Linked DNA regions of Homo sapiens: region 1 is linked to region 2. A link is a loop called in an ENCODE intact Hi-C map of the cell type or tissue named here. Cell type or tissue: endothelial cell of umbilical vein. All regions are shown on one strand. Links, peaks and the distances in the headings refer to the core of each region. The heading gives the core; the rest is flanking DNA. Region 1 holds the start of LOC105370846 (a long non-coding RNA gene). Region 2 overlaps RORA (RAR related orphan receptor A).

What was found. Peaks named below come from ENCODE experiments on the same cell type or tissue, not always from the same donor. Only the 100,000 strongest peaks of a DNase experiment are listed, where the experiment ranks them.
Region 1: a loop joins it to region 2, with 2.0 times the contacts of the local background. A loop is called at or near these places in 2 of 110 quality-filtered maps.

Annotation. Positions count from the first base shown.
Region 1 is chr15:60,630,701-60,642,536 of GRCh38, reverse strand. The region is part of intron 2 of RORA (RAR related orphan receptor A); the gene reads left to right. LOC105370846 (a long non-coding RNA gene) reads right to left here and starts at 10,386. Exons shown (of 5, transcript XR_007064663.1): 1 at 10,269-10,386; 2 at 7,613-7,687; 3 at 4,265-4,376. RefSeq lists enhancers at 7,609-7,658, 6,874-7,687. In endothelial cell of umbilical vein, for the core only: no CTCF peak of the experiment used is centred there; a DNase peak (open chromatin) is centred at 6,816; H3K27ac peaks cover 1,640 bases.
Region 2 is chr15:60,704,144-60,715,979 of GRCh38, reverse strand. All of the region lies in intron 1 of RORA (RAR related orphan receptor A), which reads left to right. Among named protein-coding and RNA genes, the nearest start is that of RORA-AS2, 28 kb to the right of the region's middle. In endothelial cell of umbilical vein, for the core only: no CTCF peak of the experiment used is centred there; a DNase peak (open chromatin) is centred at 7,119; H3K27ac peaks cover 1,054 bases.

The DNA.
Region 1 (11,836 bases), core at 2,075-10,074, 73 kb after region 2:
AGGAAGGACATAGCTGACTAGCAGTTTACTTGCCTGAAATTTTAACATCCAGAAAAGGCAGCTGCTCATTATATTTCTAAGCAGGGCTTTACTTAGGTATGAGGCCAGACTGTTGGAAATGTCCTACACTGACTGGACCAACTCTGCCTTTCAGTAGCTTCTACTCACCGGTTCCAAATTTGTCCCACGGAATGGCACCAAATCTGTCTTTTCAGATTTGGTCCCAGTAATTGACAACTATCAGGTCTCTACCATCCCCTCCTTTTTAAGTTAGGCATTCCCATTTTCTTCTTTTTTTTTTCTCCTCACTTGGTTTCTACTTACTTCCCTGGGATGTGATCCACTTTACCGTGTCCCTCTTAAAGCACGGCCCCAGCAGTGGTCTCACGTGCACAGAGCACAGTGGAAAGAATGACTCCCTGAGCTAAAGGACATACTATTCACACAGCCCGAGCTCACCTGAGCCACTTCTTTCAGCAGATGTGTTATATTGTGGGGTCACTTTCCTTTTCAAGATCTGTGAAGAAAGGGCATGCTAAGCAAACTCTAAATAGGTTTGCTCAGAGAATCGCAATGCTACTTAAAGGTACCAAATTTTTAAATGGGTTAGAAGGATCCTTTGACATACAAATACTTGACATGCAAAATATAAGTCCTTATTTTTTTTTTATTAAAGCAGATACCCGAAGTGCCTCTACTTGGTAAACTTAATATGAGTTACTGTATGTTGAGTGTTTGAAAATTTTCTAATTGTGTTTCTTTAAAATTATCCCAGGATTTAGTCTTTCTGTCCAAGGAATCATAGAATCTTTAGAAATGGAAAGGAAGCTGGGCGTGGTGGTTCATGCCTGTAATCCCAGCACTTTGGGAGGCTGAGGCGGGCGGATCACCTGAGGTCAGGAGTTCGAGACCAGCCCGGCCAACATGGTGAAACCCCGTCTCTACTAAAAATACAAAAAATTAGCCAGGCATAGTGGCACATGCCTGTAATCCCAGCTACTCGAGAGGCTGAGGCAGGAGAATCACTTGAACCCAGGACGCGGAGGTTGCAGGGAGCTGAGATTGTGCCATTGCACTCCAGTCTGGGCAACAGAGCAAGACTCCATCTTAAAAAAAAAGAAATGGAAAGGACATAGATTTTTCAAATCCAGTCACCAACTTTCAGGACGATATTTTTATCCCATTATACGTATTTATTCAGAATCCATTCTTCACATGCTTCCCAAGGGCCTCCTAGGTACAGGCATTGTTCTAGGTTTACTCAGCAATGAAAAGCATAGTCCCACACCAGGTGTGGTGGCTCTTGCCTGTAATCCCAGCACTTTGGGAGGCTGAGGCAGACGAGTCACTTGAGGCCAGGAGTTCGAGACCATCCTGGGCAATGTGGCGAGACCCCATCTCTACAAAAATACAAAAAATTAGCTGGGCATGGTTGTACACACCTGTAGTCCAGCTACTCAGGAGGTTAAGGTGGGAGGATGGCTTGAGCCCAGGAGGTCAAGGCTACAGTGAGCTGAGATCACGCCACTGAACTACCACCTGGGCAATAGAGCGAGATTCTGTCTCAAAAAAAATTAAAAGAAGAGAAAAGCATAGTCCCCTTTTTTCCTGGAGCTCACATTCTCATGGGGGAAAACAGAAAATAAACAGATAAACAGTATTTAAGATACTTTCACATAGTGACAAGTGCTATGAAGAAAATAAATTAGGGCTGTGATAGAGAGTGACTAGGTCAAGGATGACAAATTTTAGGAGGGAACATTTGACCTAGGAGAAGGTTTCAAGCACAGGAGAATCTAGAAGAAGCATCTTCCAAGCCATGGAAACAGCAAATTAAAAGGCCCTGCGGTAGAAATAAACTTGGAGTGTTCTGGAAACTGAAAAGGGCCAGTACAACCGGAAAAAAAAAATTTTATAGAAGAAAAAAGCAGTAGCAAGTGGAGTCTAAAAGGAAAGCGGTAGGCAGGGGCTTGATCACATGGGCCTTTGAAGGCTGTGGTGAGGAGCTTGGATTTTACTCTAAGTTCAGCCACGGGAGGGTTTTAGGCAGGGTAGGGGCATGATGTGATTTACATTTTTAAAATGCCCTCTCTGCCTGCTATGTGGAGATGGATTGCACTGGGTTTAAAAACAGAAGGAGGAAAACCAGTTAGGAAGGCATCGCAACGGCCTACACGTTGGACTGACATGGCAGCAATGACAATAGAGAGAAGTGGATAAATTCTAAATATATTCCGGAGGTAGAACCAATAGGACTTGCTAAGAGAGATGCAACTGATGTCCAGGGGGCTTAAATGATTTGCCTAAAAGGGGAGAAGGGGAAGGGCGCCAACAAATGCTGAGCACTTAGTAGTGCCATGTACTTTACTCCTCACATGAATCCTAGTGATGCTGCGAGAGGAATATTATTTTACCCACATCTTCTATATGAGGACTCTCAGGCTCAGAGAAGTTAAGTAATTAACTCCAAATCAAACAAAGGGTAAGTGATAAAGCTGGGATGCCAACCCATGCCTGTTTGGCTCCATATCTCACAGTCTCCCTCCACGATACAACAGTGTTTTCCAAAGCAATGATAGGGGAGAAACTCTGAGCACAGACTCCTGGGGTAGGGCTCCTTCTACCCTTTTCTTGCAAATTATTGATGCTTTATGACATTGTAAGCAAATACCATCATCAACTGCACATCTTCCCATGTCATTATATTTAACCAAAACAAGGACGCCTTTCTCTCATTACTCTTCTACCACCTTCCCATGTTCCTCACAACCCGTGAGTCAGGGTCGGCTCAGCTCTATGCACTTTAACTATGAGAGACAGGAGCCCGCCTCCCCTCCTGAGGTGCTGTAGCTGGAAATTGCTTGTGCAACCCGATGACAACTTTTCTATATTTAGCAGAAAAAGTGGTGGCAAGGATCTGTCCAGCTCAATTTTTTTTACAGTTTCAATGTTCGAAATCTCTCAGACAATCTCCTGAAAGGCACATTGGCCTTGACAGTATCTGAGCGGAAGGAAATTTTCCCCATCTCACAGGGCTGTCCACTGGAAGCCGGGACGTGGAGATCCACTGTAGAGCAGAGACTTGACATGCCAAACGCTCCTCCCACACCTTGCTCTACACCCCACGAAACGGGGAGACACTGGTCCCGTTGAAGCTTCGATGGCTTTTAAGTGTTATTCTAAGAAGGGAAAATAAGCATGAAAGATTCAAGGGGGAAATGGACTATCTCTTAATTGTTTATGCCTTTAATTGACATGTATGGCACTTGGTTTTTATTTCTTTTCAATGTGGCATGCAAAAAAAAAAAAAAAAAAAATACAAAAACCTGCTTATGGTTTAAAGAACAAAGATAAACTTGCCTGATTGAAACGGGGAGGAGGGGGGTGGTGAAAAAACTGCAGCAGGTATTTCAAGTGCTTACTATGACAAAATCATTGTCACAGAGACTGCCCATCACTGATACTTAAAGTGACTAATTAGAGAAGGAGGCACGGTTTCGCTGTTCTCAAGCCAGACTAACGCAGATATAGTATATTGCCCGTGACTCTGACCCTCATCCCCGTTGGTCAGCCAGAGAGAATTATCTACTAATGAAAAGCATAAAAATTAAGAAGAGCTAAGAAAAGGGGAAAGTAGAGACCATTAAAGTAAAATGGGAATCTTTAAGACAGTAAAATAGTGCCAACTGTATCACAAAAAGGGAAGGTGCAGGGAAAAAAAATTATTTCCACTGAAAACTTACTTATAGCCCTCTGCTTTTTAACATGCAAGATGTATCAGTCGTTGGTTGTCAAGGGAAAAAAGCCCACTACAAAAGAATTCCTATTAGCTTTAGAAATAGCAGTTTTAAGGAGTAGTTTTTTCATAACTTCATCCAGTCCCCAACCTCATTTTGGGTGAAATCTTATTCGGAGGAAAAGCACTTGGTTTAGCTATGTCCTGTCTCATTTTCACAAAACCTCTTCTAATGAGATGAGTTTTAGTGTTTCTGTGTCTATTAAGGTAAGAGGTGAAGAAATAGAAAATCCACTTTTTGTAACTTTGCACTTCTTGGGACTAATGCTTCCAGTACTGGGTTCTAGATGTTAATTAACAGGCCATTATTAAGAAAAAAAGCTTTTATACCATTTGACAAAAAAAAAAAAAAAAGAAAAGAAAATACAGTTAAATAAGGACAAGAAAAAAATCACCTATAACCCCATCACCTTAAGCTATCCACTGTTAACAAGCCTTAAAAAGAAAACAAAATTATTTGGCACACACCTTGTAGAACCCCACCAGGACTGTCGTAATTCAGGCCTTCTCTCATTTTTTATTTTGTGACAGTTTCTGGCAATTTTCTACAGATAGATGGGTTGATATCTTTACTCGTGCCCTAGAAGAGAGAGGATCTTTTTAACATTAAATGTCTCAATCTCCTCACTGGAAATTTTCTTTACTTAAGATGAACCAAAAGGTACCTAATTCTTCTTTATATTACTGTTTCTACAAATGTCAAGAAAGTCCTTTCTGATTTTCTGTGTCATAGCATGAACCCCACCCTTTATAGACACAAGAGCTAACACTGCATCGTTTTCACCTAAGACCTAAAACTTTAAAGGCAAAGATTCTCTTTCTCCAATAATTTTAGACAGCCTTCTGGTATGTCATCTTGGCCACCTTTTAAGTTGAAAGAAATAAGAATAGTTAAAAGAACTTTAGAAAAAAAAGAAAGAAAAAAAGAAAGAAAAGGACTAGGGATGGAGAAACTACTGATAAATGAATAGGCAAAGAGATCAGTAAAGTGCTGAAAGAAAACCCCAAAACATAATCTCGCATATGTAAAAAGAATCTTGCATATGTGTCAATAGAATACATATATAAGCTGTGGGGAAAAAGTAATAAATTGTGCATGATGATTTTTAGCTTATCAGAGAAAAATAAATTTTTTTCACGCCGTATAACAAATCCTAGATAAATTCAAGAAATATTTTTGAAAAATTAATTAAATAACGAGAATGTATTTCTGCATATTTATCTAGATACAGGCAGATTTTCTCTACTTTACAGTAATAGAAGAAATTACAGAATACAAAGTTCAATACATTGAAATATAGAGAAAAATAAAATTTTTGTATGTCAAAAAAGATCATAAACAATCAGCAAAAAGGACAAAAAGCAAACTGATAAGAAGATGTATTTTTTCAAATATTAAGGCACAAAATAAATAACCTTAATATATAATGTGTTTCATTAGTCTGTAAACAATTTTCAGCCTTACCAGTAAATACAAAGTATCAGAGGCCTAACAAGATAGCATGATTTTTAAATGACATTAATCAATTCAGTCAGTTTCAGAAAGACATTAATATACTGTGAATATAAATTGATACAGCTTTCTTGGCGATAGGTACTAAAGTCTTGAAAATGATGATACTCTTTGATTTGGTAATCCTACTTCCAGTAGATTATTCTAAGGAAATAATTTAAAAAGTAAAGATTAATGCACACAAAAACCATGTTTATTTAATACTATTTATAATGGCTAAAATTCTAAACACTCTGAATGTCCTTTATTAGGAAAATTATTAATAAATTATAATATAGTCATATGATGGCAAATTATACTGCCATTAAAATAATATTTAAAGAATTAATAAACACATGAGAAAATATTTTTGATTGAATAAAAAGTAGTATGTGAAATTCTGTGCACAGAATGATTTTAGTTGTGAAGATTTTTAAAAGCATACGAAAAAATAGAGAAAATACTGGCAAGAACCCTCCCTGGATGGTAGTGGTGGTTGCATTTGGCTAATAAGATAATATGATGCGGTGATATTTTGTAGGCTTCTTTTAACTTCTTTCTAAGTTTCAAATTTTCTACCAGGTATATATGTATTATTTTTAGAACCTTTTAAAAAATAAGAAAAATCAAACTACAAAAACAAAAAAGAGCCAATGGTAGGCATCCTTTTCCTTCAGAAATCTATGTCTTGTACTGGTTAGTAGGGATAATCAGATACTTCTAAGCCAAGAGTGGTACTATTACCTACTTTTATTCAAGTTCACTCCAGAGGGCAGATTGCTAGATGATTTTGGGGGGCGGGGATTCGCTATTAAAAGTAATTGCAAAAACCACAATTACTTTTGCATCAACCTAATACTTTCTCTTCTTGCCCTTTCTCAGGTTTTAGTTTCCTCTTCTCTTTTATTCCTTCCTCCCACATTTGATGCAAGTAAAAGCCAGGGGAATGTAAGCATCACATCCCTACCTCTTTCTAGGAATAGAAAGATGGGATTGTTTTCACCTGTCTTCCAAGCCTGGGTGGACAGACAGTAGATGAAGAACATCGGTTTCTTGTTCAGGAAAGGGAAGAAGTGGTTTCTGTGGGACATGGGTGAGCTTCTTTAGCTCTCATTCTTGTAGAACTAAGGTTTCTAGATACACACAGAACATTCTTCCTCAAGGAGTTCATTTGAGAATCACACAGAGAGACTATTTAACCTGAAGAGAGCTTTCGGCATTTTAAAAATGGCAAGTCTTACAGACTCCATAACCACTACCACTGCTACCACCACAACCACAGAGAGAGCCAGATCTGAAAATACAGGAACTGATCTGAAAATATAGGAACTGAAAATTCAGTCAGTCAAATTTGGAGTTGATTTGGGCAGAGGATAGGAGATGAACAGGCTGAGGATGTTTCTCCAGCCAAGACAAGAGTGCAGCATTTTTTTTAGTTGAAATTAAAAAGAAAATGCAGAGTGTACTTTGTCCCACTCATTTACCCTAACGATCTTCAGCGTGTCTCTGTTTCTAAGGAAGTGGAGGGCCCAAGTCTCTGATTCATTTCCGGAATGCCACATAGCACCCTTGGATGAAAGCTCCTCTATCCAAGACGACTTTGGAAACGCCTTTTAAAGTGTTCTTTCCCTTTACATCTTGGAGTTCCATTTTGATGGCAGAAAGTATATTTTAATCAATAGAGTCAAATGCAGTTAACATCTGAGTACACAGATTTTGAATATGTCTGGCAAGAAACACCTTAATAAAGATGACAACTTGACAACCTCCTACAATTTATTACATAATTAATTGTGGCTATTTTTTAAATATCTAGAACCCAGGAACCAGGAAACTCCAGCTTTTAAAATCAAATTATCTTTGCATTTAGTTCTCCCCCTTTCTCCCTTCTCCACATCAAAAAAATCTAATTTATTCCAAAACACAGAATTCAGCAATACACTACCATCACCCTAAGGTTTAACATTCTTCCTACTAAGAATAAGTTAAAACAGCACATTATCCTCAAATTTGGAGGTTAGGAAGAGAAATATATGGGAAGATATAACAGCTATCCTTAAATTGCAATTTGAGGGCCACCGTCATTTGCATTCTGCTTGCCCTGAGGCGGCACATCGATGTGCAGAGTCATGGTGGCGGCAGCCTGGCCTGGGTGACAGAAACCATTAAAGGGAAGCAGAGGGGCAGGCCGTGCTCCGTGGGTTTCATTAGCTTACTTCTTGTGTAGGAGGCAAAAGGTATCTGCAGGGCTCTGGGCTTGCTAACCAAACCGTTAATCGCTTAGAAACAGCAAGAAGTTCACTAGTGAGATGTTTATCACATACCTGGAACACGAGTTGACTTTCTGTGAGACATCATTCTGGAATGAAAGCCAAAATCTCTCTGCTATTCAGTTGAGGCTGAAAAAACAATCACATCAGAATTAGTAAGGCAAAAGACAAAGAGAGAGAAATGAAAACAAGCCAGTATTCAATGGGGCTAGGGGGAAAATTACCTGGGCTTCAGGAATTACAGGAGAGTTGGGGTTTTGAGAAGGTAAAAAAGTGGGCCAGGTGCGGTGGCTCAAGCTTGTAATCCCAGCACTTTGGAACGCCAAGGCAGGTGGATCACGAGCTCAAGAGATTGAGACCAGCCTGGCCAACATGGTGAAACCCTGTCTCTACTAAAAACACAAAAATTAGCCGGGCGTGGTGGCGGGCGCCTGTAGTCCCAGCTACTCCAGAGGCTGAGGCAGGAGAATCGCTTGAACCCGGGAGGGGGAGGTTGCAGTGAGCCGAGATTGTGTCTCAGTGCTCCAGCCTGGCAACAGAGCGAGACTCTGGCTCAAAAAAAAGAAAAAAAAAAAAAAAGTGGTAGCACTGCTTCTCTCAGAAAGACAAATGTCTGGAATACACAAGTGGCACTGAATGTCTCAGGTCACTGAGAGAGGCTGGACAGAGGACTGTGGGAAAGTGCAAGTACTAGGTGACTTTAAAGGACATCCCAAAAGTCCAGGTTGAAGTGATTTTTAATGAGAATGTGCATGCTGTGTATCTTTTTTACGTATTCTAAAAGTAATAGACAATTACAATTATTTTAAAACTCCATCATTACAGAAAAACATAATATTAAAAAGACCCCACCCAGAGATTATCACTGTGAAAAGCTGGGGGTATTCTTCATATTTCTAAAGAATATACTAACATATATTTTAGTCTGTACATGTATATTTAATTCTTTGCTTCAACAAGCCGTTGAAAAGGATACTCAGTTTGTAACTTCACAGCCATGTGAAGAAGAAAAGAATATTTAGGGATCATTGGTACATAATACCTTGCATCTCTCTGCAGCATATGAAATTGAGTTTCAACCCTATTTAAAGAAGGATTTCCCTGGTAAAAATACCTTTATATACATTTCTCAGGTTGGAGGAAGATAAAAGAAACTACATATGATATTTGGGCTGGGCAGTTTATTTTCATCATGGTTCCTTTTAATTACTCAGCAATTTCAGGCAATCATCCACTTTCACACCATAGTTTTCCCTTGTATACAATGGGAAGAGGGATAGAAAATCTGAACTTGGGGACTTGGTCTCTGAGCACTGCTACCAACTACACCTGCCTTTTGGCAAATACCCAACTCTTCTCAGCTGAGGTCACACATTCTGCCAGCTCTCAGGAACCAGGAGGCTCAATTACCTGTATTTTCAAAGACCTCTGAACTCTCTTAGGAAGGGGGCTATTTAAGTTCAGCGTCACATTATCCAGTTCCTGAAGCATTCATTTTATAGAGATAGGGAAGAAAAGTTCAGAGATTGAGCTGTGCTCCAAAGGAAGTTTGGAAAAACGTTTTCTATATATTATAAGTTAAAGAAATGCTTTGTGGTTTGAGAAAAATCACACTATGCTTCCACACAAATAATATACATCTCAGAAATAAAATGCTTAAATTAAATATTAATTTAAGATCATCAGAATTCGAACTGGCACACGTTCACCTTCTCCTTCCTTTACTGCAAGGTGCTCTGTGGTTATCTGCTACCAACACAAACCTGTGAAAAGTGCAGCATTGCTGCTGTCACTTTATAGGTGCTGCTGTGGCATGACCTGGTCTGCATATTCTCAGATCTCAGAGCCAGCACCAGATTGTGATGAAGTTTCCACAAAAATGAGGGCAATCCATTGTAAAGCTGCCAACTTTATTTAAGAAATAAAGAAGAGAGTGTCCTTCCTACTTTTGGGGTATTGAAATGTTGCTTTCTTTTATGAATTAATGGTAATTGAAGATGGTAGCTGTGGGGTTTTTTTAAACACCCTTTTTTGATCAAATTTAAACTTGGCAACAGTATATTGATCTTCTCACAATTTCCCAATTTCCTTTTCTTTTCTTTTCTTTTTGGATTTTACTGGCCTGCAAAATCCAGTCTCTGGAAAATATCAGTCTATGGCTAATTCTGTCCATATGGTAATAGAGAGAATGCAGATAATCACCATTTTTAGCTCAAAGTAGCAAATCCCTCCCCTCCCAAAACTTGTGCCTCAGCTAATGATAAGTAGGACACCCGATGCGTGTGAGTTGTATTTCTCCCTCCACCCTCTAATAGGAGTCCTAAAATTAAGCCACAGAAGGTCAGAAAAGAATGAAGCAAGGGGAAAAATAATAATAAATAAATAAACCAGCTGGTTAATGGACTCAGTGTCGATGAACAATGAATAAAAGTATGCCCTATCATTATTTGGAATATACTAAAAAATTATTCATTGTGTATTTGAAATTCAAATTTAACTGGGAACCCTGCATTTTCTCGGGCCAACCTACACCTAAGTCTATCTGACCCTTTAGAAAATACATAGGTAGTGAGGCCGGGCGCAGTGGCTCATGCATGTAATCCCAGCACTTTGGGAGGCCGAGGCGGGCAGATCACGAGGTCAGGAGATCGAGACCATCCTGGCTAACACGGTGAAACCCCCGTCTCTACTAAAAATAGAAAAAAATTACCTGGGTGTAGTGGCAGGTTCCTGTAGTCCCAGCTACTTGGGAGGCTGAGGCAGGAGAATGGCGTGAATCCGGGAGGTGGAGCTTGCAGTGAGCCAGGATGCGCCACTGCACTCCAGCCTGGACAACAGAGTGAGACTCCGTCTAAAAAAAAAAAAAATAGGTAGTGAAACATGAATTTAAGTAGCTACTACACATAAATAGTTATTAATAAAATACTCTTTCGGTTCTCTTGGGGCTTTCTAGTTTTCTTGTCTACGTGTGAAATATTTAGATTATTGGGTTCTTATAAAAGTATACCCACCTTCTATTAAACCCGGAGAAGAGTAAAGCGAGTTAACTTGCCCCTGGTTGGCTTACCTTGTAAAGGAGTTGATAGCCAGTGTTTACAAGCAGGCCCTGCCAAATCGCCCCAGCGGCCCACCTGTGAGCTGGCTTTTCAGATGCTGCGGAGTAATTCCCTCTAACCCACACTGAAGCTCCAGGATCTGAAAGTTCGCGGGTGAGAAGTGAGGTAAGCCAGGAGCCTGTGAGGTTGCCCTTAGCCGTACTGGGCATGCGGACAGCACACATATTCTTTGTTTCTTGTTTTCCCCTCCGATGTTAAAACTAATACAAAGTTAAAAGCTCTACATTTTTTTTTTCAGTATTCTACCTGGCAAAGGTAGAGTTCCCCCACCTTACTGCAAAACAAAAGTAATAATAAAACTGTCAAGTAGTGTCAGCAACCTCTCCGGTAATATTTGCAGGGAAATTACTTTCCACCTACAAAGTTGACACCTATTTTCTGTTAGGGAAATGAATTGATATGAGCTGGAGATTGGCAGGGAAGTAGGAGTCTGGGTCAGATACCTGGTGTGCATTTCCTTAAAATGCCTAGGAATGTGGATGGTGTTTTTTCTTTTCCTTGACCACCTCAAGGTTGTTACAGAAGTAATATGAGGGGGAAAACTGTGAACAGTGCTTATGGGAGCAAAAATCAAAATGTGGAATCAGAGGCAGTTTTAGCGGTCAGTCACATAGCCCCAGATGGGCTGCTTAAGATTGGGAAAAGAAAGCTGGGTTAGAAAGTCTCATGCTGCTGGCCGGGTGCAATGGCTCACGCCTGTAATCCCAAACTTTGGGAGGCCGAGGCGGGTGGATCACCTGAGGTCAGGAGATAGAGACCATCCTGGCCAACATGGTAAAACCCCGTCTCTACTAAAAATACAAAAATTAGCTGGGTGTGGTGGTGGGTGCCTGTAATCCCAGCTACTCGGGAGGCTGAGGCAGGAGAATCGCTTGAACCCAGGAGGTGGAGGAGGTTGCAGTGAGCCGAGATTGTGCCACTGTACTCCAGCTTGGTGACAGAGCGAGACTCCGTCTCAAAAAAAAAAAAAAAAAGAAAGTCTCATCCTGGCCCAAATGCCATCTACCAGTGTGACTTTGGGCAGTTTGTGTTGTCCTCTGCCCATCAGTTTCCTCCTTTGCAAATGAAGGGCTTGGACAGGCTAACACCTGGGCTGTCTTAGCCCTATATCTCTAAGGAGGTACAGAGGAGAAAGGAGTTCCTGAGCTGTATATGAGACTCA
Region 2 (11,836 bases), core at 2,388-10,387:
CTAGTGTAGCGTAAGATCATTTGTGGGTGAAGGCAATTCTCCTACATTAGGTTGAGAGGAAGAATCATAATTTTTTTACATAATTCATTGTAGCAGAATTTCTCCCAACTGTGAATTTTAAGACTGATGACTTGAACTAGAAAATGGATCTTTCCTTCCCCTAACATTTTAGAGGGATTTTTGGCTATTAAATGGTGAGTGTGTTTGTGTACATGCATACAGTTGTGTACATTTACACAAACACAACTGTGTACACAATTAGAAAAAAGCTAGCTCATGACTTTCTTGGAAACTACTGTTGGGCACTGTTTGGAAAGCTAAAGGAACCCCAATTGTGTCATTATATTCCCTTTCTAAAAATAAGATTTTGGTGTTATTTTTCAATGTGCAGAACAATTTGTGCAATTTTTGTGAATGCAAACCTTCAGGAATGAATGAAGTTGTGGTTTTCATAGCTTTGTTTGTCCAGGCTTCTTCTATTCTCCTTAGACAATCTCCAAGGAACGTCTGTCATGAGGCACCACGTGAAGGTCTTTGGAGAAACACCATGAAAGTTGACCACCAGCCTGTCGCTGGGACACTTTGGAAGAAAGCTAACAAAGGAAGAAGATGTTTTACAGCTGACTGTGCCACATCATTGTGTTCAAAAAAGTTTCTCATTATTCAGTGGTTTCGAACTTCCACCACTAAGATTCTTATCCACTTTCATGCCTCTTTGCTTCTCACTATGTCCTTGTATGTTGGATTCCTGCTCCTTGTAGGTCTTCCCATGGAAATGATGACACATTGGGAGGTATGGCCAAGGCCCTGCATCACAGGCTGCTTGAGAATAAATCGGGTGTTTGTGTAGTTATTAAAACTCATCCTCTCTCACAAAAAGAGCTAGAATCAGAAAGTCTTACAAGGCCCAGCACTTTCCAACAGCATAGTCATCCAACCTAGCTATCAGAGTTAGCTTGGTGAGATGAAAAATTCATTTGATGGGAAGCCAAAAGACTTGAATTCCAGCCCCATCTTTACCCCTCACTTGATTTTGGTCATAGTCTCTCAACTCTCAGGGATTGGATGGCTCTTCTGTGAAAAGAGGGCCTCATACAGCCTCTTCTGGCCTTCTAATCTGAGGATGATTACATTATTCAGTCTATAAAATAATTTATAGACCACATTTCAAGTGCAGCAATGTTCTTAGATGGTCACACATCACATCAGTATATTTTCAGATTGAAAAGGCAGAGCCCATTTTGACATCCCAAGATCCCCCTTAAACACAAATTTTCTATGTAAGAAGAAAAATCCTTCTTTAAAAGAGATAATTGACCAGGCACGGTGGCTCACAACTGTAATCCCAGCACTTTGGGAGGCTGAGGCGGGTGGATCACCTGAGGTCAGGAGTTCGAGACCAGCCTGGCCAATATGGTGAAACCCCATCTCTACTAAAAATACAAAAATTAGCTACGTGTGTTGGCAGGTGCCTGTAATCCCAGCTACTAGGGAGGCTGAGGCAGGAGAATCGCTTGAGCCCAGGAGGTTGAGGTTGCAGTGAGCCAAGATTGCACCATTGACTCTAGCCTGGGGGACAGAGCAAGACTCCATCTCAAAAAATAAATAAATAAAAAGAATTGGCCAGATGCGGTGGCTCACGCCTGTAATCCCAGCACTTTGGGAGGCCGAGACCAGTGGATCACCTGGGGTCAGGAGTTGGAGACCAGGCTGGTCAATGTGGCGAAACCCCATCTCTACTAAAAATACAAAAAAGAAATTTGCTGGGCATGGTGGCATGCACCTGTAATCTCAGCTACTTGGGAGGCTGAGGCAGGAGAATTGCTTGAATCCGGGAGGCGGAGGTTGCAGTGAGCTGAGACCACGCCATTGCACTCCATCCTGGGCGACGGAGTGAGACTCTGTCTCGAAAAAAAAAAAAGAGAGAGAGAGAGAGAGATAATGAAGAAGGTGCTAATTCAATTTCTTCTGGATTTCTAGAGGCCCCGGTTTTGCCAAGTGAGAACAGTTCACTCATTTGAAATGACTAGAGAGCTTCACTTTATTACCCTGCAAAGTCTTAGCTTGAAAGGCTAGGGTCAGCAGTCTGCCAGTTGGCAGCTGTTACTCTGCGTTGCAGATCCTGTTGTAATCAGGTGCTTTCCTTAGAAAATTAAAATGATGATAGTAGTTTATATGTATTGAGCCCTTCATAGATGACAGGTTCCAGAACTTGGCACTGTTGTTAACTTCACTTTACTGTCATGGGGACTGTGGCATGGAGACGTTCACTTCCTTACCCAAGTCCTCATGGCTAGGTAGGGTGAATTGGGACTGGAACACAGACAGTCTGAGGATATTACATCACCTCCCTCCTGTGGGAATATTCCTAAGGGCTGAATATGACTTGGTTGAGGAGGAGAGAAAAGTGAGGAGAGTGGAATGTACGGGGGCGTGTATTTTTAAATGTTCTTTTAATTTTGGATCTTTTCCTCCTCGTTGCCACTGTTCAGTCTCAGTTTCACAAAACTCTTCAAATATCCATTCAGTGTTCTCTGAGAACTGGGAATGCTGACAGTAGGAACCAAGAATTTTAAGTACAGAATTAAACATTCCCTTTGTCTTTTTGCCAAACTGATAAAAGGCGCCATTGGTTTTCTTAGTGGGTAAAGTGGGGGTAGGAGGAGCTGAGGAGCCATTTCCTCAAACCAAGTGACCTCTTCAGCCTCAGACTGTGAAGGGAGGAATGACTTGCCAGCGCCCAGGTTAGCCGGACACCCTACTAAGGGGGAACATTCCTGGGCTTCTCTGGCATGGATTGCTGGCTTTATGACATTTGTTTTCTTTTGGAAGAAGATTATATTAATAACTATCATCTACATAATTTAGAACAATTTGGTATGATCTTTTATTGCCAGGGAAGCCCTGGCCACAGTCTGAAAAAAAGTAAAGGAAATGAAAAGTCTGTTTGCCTTGCTGATTAAGGTAACCTAAATTGTTGTTTTTTTTTCCCTGCTTAACCCAGGTTCAAAGTATTCGCTCTGTTGAATAGGATATGTGTCCAATAGCTGTGAGCAGAGAGAGGTCAGGCTCTCTTGTCCAAGAGATAGTATTTTCATCTTCAGGGTTTTTCTCCCATAGAAAGACAAATCTGTTCTAAGTCAAGCAACTGAACAACAATGTGAATTCTCACCAAGTGGTGTCATTGGTTCTGGCTGCTGGGGAACCCCGCGTCAGGGAAATAAAGAAAAGCTGAGCACCAGCAGTCACAAAAGCCTTCCTGGAAGCAGTAGGACTGTGTTGAGTCTTGTGCAGTTTGCAAGAAAGGCTTGTCTTCTGGCCTCGGGAACAAGTACCAGAGCTTGAATTGGGTCCAGTCCGTCATGTAATGCCTTGCAATACACTGGGTCCTATCGCAGATGACTGCAGAAGTTAGGTGGATACCTTAAGCTGTCTGGGTACATATCAAAAGGATAAGCCAAAATAAATCCAAACCATCATGCAAACCCAGTGATAAATGGCAACTGACACATGACCTTAGTTCCACTAGACAATAGAGAGTGCTGTGGGTTATGTTGACCAGAGAGTTTGTGTCCTGGCTAAAGATGGCAGTCACTCATTTAGACCAAATTTAGTTGTATAATGCAGGAACAAAGACCTTGTATTGCCTATTTTCTATATTCAACAAAACACACCTTTTTAAAGAAAACATCTAGATGTTTAAATGTTGGAATATACTTCAACTTTTTTAAAAATGTTAGACAATCACTTGTAATCCAAATAGAATATGTAGGGAACAACTGGTATACCACCTCTGGAATAAGTCTTCATCATCCCCAAATTAATGCAATGATATTATCAACATGTCCTATGTAGGATATGAGTCCCATTTGAAAGTATCAGCCACACTTGCTAAGATTTCTAATATTCATAGAAGAAAAATACACTGTCACTGACAATTCAGATTTCATTTGTTTAAAAAAATCTGTGTATTATTAGACTACGTATCACAAAATAGTTTTATTATACTGTTGCAGAAAAAAAGAATTGAAACCACTTCTATTATAATTTATAACATCTTGAGGGTGACTGTGGGAAGGCTAAGGAATTTGCTGTTTTATTATCATATAATTTGTTTCAGTAGCGGTATTTTAAATGTTGGATTTTCCTAGTAAGTCTTGGATGCAAAGGTGGGTTGCTGACAGGGTTTGAGAAACCTGGAGGTCCAATCAAAGGTTAAATCATCTTCCCCAAAAGAAATATCTTCTTTCTTAAGCCCTTGAGCTGAAGGTAGGACCAAAAGAGACAGAAGGTTAGAAAACTGAAGGATAGATGCAATCGAATTTATTAGCCACCATTAGGGGTGCTTCTGACAAGACAGAGGAAGGAGACCCTCAGCCTAGCCTCCTCTTCAACCATAGAATAGCACTCTAAAGGTAAACCCTTCTGGTTCACAGTGTGAGTGCGAGGAAGGAAGGATGCAAAAATGGGGAAGAAGAGCCACCTTTTATTACCCCTTACTGAAGTTGTCTTCTAATCAACTGCTGCCTGAAACTGTCCATCTTCTTGAGTACTGTAGGCAACTTTTTGATATTTATTCATTATACATTCATTTATTTAATAAATATGTATTGATTACCTGTTCTATGCTGGCAGCTACTTGGACAAAAAGAAGTTGGCAGCTAAGAAAGAAAGATATGTAGGCCTGGGCCTGCAGAAGTATGCAGTTTAGAAGTAGGAGTGCAGAGTGTCCATGAGTGACTAGTTCCAGGGAAAGTGAGAAATACACATAGCCTTGAGGGCACGGAGACTGTGTTGGGAGTTACTCAAAGCAGGGACAGGAGTGACCCGTCCTTATGAGGCCGTACAGAGGCAAAACCTCTTTTGGGATAAATGTGCCCAAATTGGGCTGCAGGGGCAGAGCAAGGCTGGAGAAGCTCTGATGATGTGGAGTTTAAAAAGCCCAGAATTCTAGTCTCAGCACACCACTTCCCAGCAGTGTTAAGCATGGAGCTTCCTTTCTCATTGCCTTGTCTGCCCACCTCTAAGTGCTGGAGTTGGAGGGATCATCTCTGAGGCCCCTTCTGCTGAAAGACCTACAGGTCCTGATTGTTTGTGTGCTCTGGAGCATAGAGGATTGGAGGTTTGCCTGGGATTCTTCATGCGGGGCCCTCCCTCCCTCTTCTGTGCCCTGGGACCAGTGTAGTAAGCAGAGCCCTGCTTTTCAGAGGCACCACAGGAGCTGTCCAGAAAGCCCACCAACATCATCCCACTGCTCAGGAAGGAAATTGGGTTGCAGCCATGAGAATGTGAGTAAATGCATGCCAGGTGAAGGCCACCCAGCCATTAATAGTCAACTTCTCATCACAGAGCTCTTGCCTGGGTTGAGACTTGAACATATCCTGCACCACATCTTAGACGGGTTACTTATCTGCACTCTGATTGAAGACTTACAGTGGCAGCATTGTCTGTTCTATTTTTTAATATAACTAATTCTGTTTTTTATTTTTTTGAGATGGAGTTTCGCTCTTGTTGCCCAGGCTGGAGTGCAATGGCGCCATCTCGGCTCACTGCAACCTCCGCCTCTCGGGTTCAAGCGATTCTCCTGCCTCAGCTGCCCAAGTAGCTGAGATTACAGTCATGCACCACCAGGCCCAACTGATTTTGTATTTTTAGTAGAGATGGGGTTTCTCCATGTTGGTCAGGCTGGTCTCGAACTCCTGACCTCAGGTGATCCACCCACCTCGGCCTCCCAAAGTGCTGGAATTACAAGCGTGAGCCACTGCACCTGGCCAACTAATTTTTAACATAAGGAGAAACCTGTCTTCCCAAGTCTAAGTGCAAGGCAAGATAGGGCTTTGTCCAGAGTGGCATAAACTGGATAAGAATCCAGTCTCTCTCCTATCGGGCCTCCAGCCCTGAGTGTTTCTGAGGCAGTGAAACCAAGGTAAAAACTCCTGACAGACCAGACACATGATATTCAAGTTACTACTTCCCTCCTCAGCAGAACTTTCAGCCCCCACCTTCTAAATGCAGCCACTGCCTCACATGTGGCATACAGAGGCAGGGTGGTCTAAAGCAACAGTCCCCAACCTTTTTGGCACCAGAGACCAGTTTCATGGAAGACAATTTTTCCACAGAGTGGGGCAGGAGTGTTGGGGGATGGTTTCAGGACAATTCAAGCACATTATATTTATTGTGTACTTTATTGCTATTATTATTACATTGTAATATATAATGAAATAATTATACAATTCACCACATTGTAGACTCAGTGGGAGCCCTAAGCTTGTTTTCCTGCAACTAGATGGTCCCATATGGGGGTGATGGGAGACAGTGACAGATCATCAAGCATTAGATTGTCATGACGAGCGCACAACCTAGATCCCTCACGTGTGCACTTCACAACAGGGTTCATGCTTCTTTGAGAATCTCATGCTGCTGCTCATCTGACAGAATCTGGAGCTCAGGTGGAAATGCTGGTTCACCCTCGGCTCACCTCCTGCTGTGCGGTCCAGTTCCTAACAGGACCAGTACCAGGGGTTAAGGACCCCTGATCTAAAGGAAAACAATGGGCTTTAGAATCAAAGGAGCTCGAGTGTTAATCCTCAGTCTGTTACTTCATAGATATCAGATTTTGCATCTTTGAGTTTCTTAATCAATAAAATGAGAGTAATGCTAATGGTTTCTCAGAGTTGTTGTAGAATTAAATGAGAGCTGTATAATAATACCAGGCACATAGTAGAAACTCAGTGAATGGTAGTAGCTGTTAATTACTGCTGCTGAAAAACTTAAATGTAGTCACTTCAAAGATATGTTTACATAAAGTTAATCAAGCTAGGGTGTGTTATATTGTAGAATCCCACCACGGATCTTTCTGATATAAGTTTTGGGATGTGTAGGCCTGGAGGAAGGGATGGAAAATCAATGGTTTCCTGAAGGCCTCTGGGATTTTCCCCATGCTCATGGGCTCAGGAGCTTCCCTAGGATAGGAATGACTAGCTGCTCACGTATTCTTTGCTAGCTATGCAGGCACTACATCAAGGCCTTGGTCCTGCGTGGCTGTGGTATTTGAGGTTCATAATAAAGCTGACTGTAGAACATGGATTTTACCTTATCATCAGTATTTGTTTTCACCCTGACCCCTGGATGCTCTGTTAGGGAATAGATCTGATTCACTTCCTTTTCAGCATTCTACTGCATAAACAAGCCTGAGCTCTGATATATAAATAATTCTAACTGAATACCAAACAGACTTAGCTGCTCTATTGCCGCTATACCCTGGGAACAGGGTTGGGGGGAAAGTGTAGGGAACTGAAAAGGCTTGGGAGGGAGGGGAAGATGTTAGGATTTCTATGAAGAGCCTGGGGAGTTAAATGCAATAATTTTTGTGCAAGTGTTATGGAAAATTCCTTCATAGCCCTTTATTCAATAGAAGCTATTTGTAAGTGTTTCTCCCACCCACCCTGGGACACACATACAGGCATAAAATGACAAAGAACTCAACTTCTAATGCAAGCCAGAGTTGAATGCCACTTGGATGTGATGTTGGTAACATTTTTTTTTCCTTTTTTTTTTTTTTTGAGACGGAGTCTCTGTTGCCCAGGCTGGAGTGCGGTGGTGCCATCTCGGCTCATTGCAACCTCCGCCTCCTGGATTCAAGCGATTCTCCTGTCTCAGCCTCCCAAGTAGGTGGGACTACAGGCACACACCACCAAGCCCAGCTAATTTTTGTATTTTTAGTAGAGACAGGGTTTCACCATGTTGGTCAGGCTACATTTTGTTTTAAAAAAGAAGATAGGTACCTAGGAGAGTCCTAGTTGGGCTATCAACACGAATAATACAGAGGGCTCCTCTATTGCCAGAATGCTAGGGAGCGGTTCAAAGGACCTAACAGATAAGCTCTCTATCCTGAAAACCCTAAACTCTAAGCCTCAGTCCAAGGAGGTGACAGTTAGTTTGGAAGGAGAGGCTGAGCATACATCCACAAAAAAGGCCTGCAAATGGGTGGTAAACATGAACTCAAGTATGTATACAATGTGTTCTATACAAATCCTACAGGGTGGCTGAGAGGAACAGGATGAGAAGCAGATCTGGAAGAACTTAGTATGTGCCCCAGTATTAAATAAGGGGAGAGGCTAAACTTAGAGAGTAGGGTGATATTCCAGGCTGGAGGATGGCCAGTGTACCAGCCAAGAACTGGACACAAATGGGAACTTCATGGAAACAGAGAAGAGCTGTGGGAGAGGAAGAGGTCAACGAGGTTATTAAAAGAGGATTTATGTCAGTGGGTGGACTTAAGGACCAGTTGAGTGGCTTCAAGAAATAGATGACCGTGGGCCAGGTGCGGTGGCTCACGCCTGTAATCCCAGCACTTTGGGAGGCCGAGGCGGACAGATCACGAGGTCAGGAGATCGAGACCATCCTGGCTAACACGGTGAAACCCCATCTCTACTAAAAATACAAAAAATTAGCCAGGCGTGGTGGCGGGCACCTGTAGACCCAGCTACTCGGGAGGCTGAGGCAGGAGAATGGCGTGAACCCGGGAGGCGGAGCTTGCAGTGAGCCGAGATCACGCCATTGCACTCCAGCCTGGGTGACAGAGCAAGACTCCATCTCAAATAAATAAATAAATAAATAAATAAATAAATAAATAAATAAATAAAATAAAGAAATAGATGACCATGGATGCTTAAAGGGAAATATTCGTACTTGTATGAGGGGCAAGCTAGAGTCAGAGAGCAGGCTAGAGTGAATTCAGGGGACTGGGTGAGATTTCTTCTCTTCGCAACAGCCAGAATGGAAGCTTTTCCATTCTGAGAAGCTTCAGTAGATGCTCACCTGTCTAGTGGCAAACCAACGGTTACAGATTCCAGTGGCCAATTGAGGGCCATCGGATGGACTTGTTGAGTTCCAACATTGGAAAAAGTGGTATCTTCCCTCAGAGCATGTTGTATGCCTCCATTTGCACAACAAGTGACATTATTAGTGTCTTTCTCTTGTAAAACCACTATCAACTTCTCCTGAGCTAGGTAAGTAAGAATCAGAAACTATTTATTATCTCAACCTGTCAAAAATGTAGTTCACATCAGAGGCAACTAGTTTGTTAATTTGACTGAATTTTCTCTTGGAGGCTTTTTCCTTTTTGGGAGGTAATTTTAGCTGAGCCCCAACTCTGCAGAGAGCTTGTCAGTGGAAGAGTTTCAAGCTTAGGAAGTGCTACTTCGGCTTTTATTTTAAGGTTTGCTCCCTCTTTGCAGAAGCACTCTCTTCCTGTTCATCAGGTATTGATCAAGACAGTGGTATGGGCTTCTGTCTCCAGAGAGGATTTGTGACAATGGGAAGCTGAATTTGGCCCATGGAATGTTTAAAAGTGAAATGGAGCAGCACTTGCAGCAGGACAAATACTTCCCTCTCTCAAGACTCAGGTTGTGATTTATCTTGATACAAAAGATGTAGACTTGTAGTGTATCTCCTATTGCTTCAACAGATAGAAGCTACCAAAACAGATTATTCAATCCCCTGCCCCTTTCTTACCATACTACCTTCCTTCATGCCCCACCCCCAAAATACCCCATACAGACCCACTTTGCAGAGAACAATGGACAGACTCCAGGCAACCAAACGTAAAAGGACAATGAGAAACCAAACCACAGCCACATGGCTGATGTGCTGCTTGAGGGTGCTGTGTCAAGCAGCAAATGGGAAACTGAAGCAATCCGTACTACCCATGCTGTCCTTCTGAAGAAGCCACCAGGCTGGAAGTCAGGTAATGTGGGTTCTTTCACTGGCAAACCTACTAAAACTCATGCTACATGAGCCCAGCTGGTGGAAAAGGCAAAGCATTCAGTCAAACGATCCTGTTTTTTTGCTCAAACTCAATTGATTCTTCTTGTCAATGGGTGGATTCGGTGCTTTGAGGTCACGCAGATCTAGCCTAAATAACTATGCGTGTGCCCTTTTTACCGTGCTTTCTATAGCTCCATTTCCTCACCTGAGACATGCTGATGGTGCCAATGAACCTTCATAATACCTGCCACTTCCCTTTCACCTGGGGACCCTAAGAGGATTAATTAGATATTATCTGTAATATACTTTGCACTCCTTGGAGAAAGATTCTATATAAAAGCAAAGTATTATTATTTCTAAGAGAGATGATACTTATTAGCTCCTTGTAGGATCATTAAGCAAATAGATTATACTTCCCTTTAGAGAAATTATCTCCCAGTTTTCCTAATTCTTACAGTCTATAGAACAGAATATATATTTTAAAAAATTTTAATAATAAAAAAATGTCAGTTGGTTGGTTGGTGAAGGGAATGGGATGGATTTCTAATTCTAACCATAACTTCAGAAGCTTGTTTTTAAGGTCTTAGTTACCAAAGAAAATAGACACTACAATCACCTCTCTGCTTTTAGAAAATGGCCTTGTCTCGACCTTTATCATAATTGCATAGTAAAGACAGCTCTACAGTTCTAAGTTTGTTCATTTTACGGCCTTTTGCCCCTACAATTGTTGAATCCTTTGATTAAATCCCATTGTAGTTAAGTAACTGTTCAGAAATCACAGGGTCATCATTATGCACATACTTGTGGTGATAGTCTACAAATTGATAATGTAAGTTATGAGTGGAAAATTTTAAATCCAAACTCCAGTCCACAGAAATTTCAGGGAAAACTCAACCCAATATTCATTTTGTATTTGCCTCATTTTCCACATTGTGTAAAAATTCCTTATTTGGCATTTAATACAAGCCCTGCCTTCAAATGAAACCAGTTCAGCATGCCCTGTGTTTTGGATAACAATAAAAACCACCTAGGTTTTTCATTGTGTAGGTAGGGAACTGCTCACTTTTTCTTTCTTTTTTTTTTTCTGGCACAAAAATGTCATAATGAGAACGATACTCTTACTAGGAGGAAAGCAAAACAAAACACAAAGCAAAATTTTCGAGACGAAAACTCAGAGCAAACGTCTGCAATGCCTCTGTGGGCTCACGAAAAGCATTGCCAACCCTCGGCAGTCACACGTGGAAGCTCATGCCAATCAGATGTTAATCCATTAAACTCATTCACAGCAAAACATAATGTAGGTCAGAGTGGGGAGCAATGTGATGTCGTGTGCAAGCTCATTTACCATCCAGAGCAATATGAGTCAGGGGTGCAAACGTGGAGCACTTCAAGCCAATATTGTACAATACCGAAAGGTAACCATGGTCTGGAACTGAATCAATAACCAACAAGGCTTGCTGTGAGGGTCTCTAATATAGTATTCTGTGAATCAGTGCCCGTCCGACCTAGATTACGCATTTGAAGTACCCTAAACTTTAGTTCTATCTCTACGTTCTTTCTATGGCATTCCTGGTCATCTTTTTCAAGCTTTTATTTTATTTCCTTTTATATTTTATTTCATTTTGGGAGGTTAACACTCCTCTCTGAAAGATTTAAGCAAAACCTAGCCAAATACTGTGAACAGTAGGGGCAAGAAGAAAGAAGACAACAGAAAACCTTGCCCAACAGAGCCCTGGCCATTGTTTTTATTTTTTTTGCATCTCAGCTTCCTCGGCCCCACCCTCTAGGAGTGTGCCTCCAGCACCTTTGGGGAGCCACCCAGGCAGTATGACACCCAAGTTTGTGGGTTGTGTTTGCTCTTAGGATGGGTGTGATGCCGGGAGGGCAGCAACACCCTTCTCTCCTTGCAACCGCATGCCGGTGTGGCCCCTCCTACAACTCACCTCCAAACCAAACCATGAAAAAGCACCAGAGAAGAGCCGAGATGTAAACACCTCGGGAGAAACCTTAACTTTAGACTTCGTCTATTGAAGCTTGGAGTGGCGCATTTTTGTCACGGCTGTGTTGC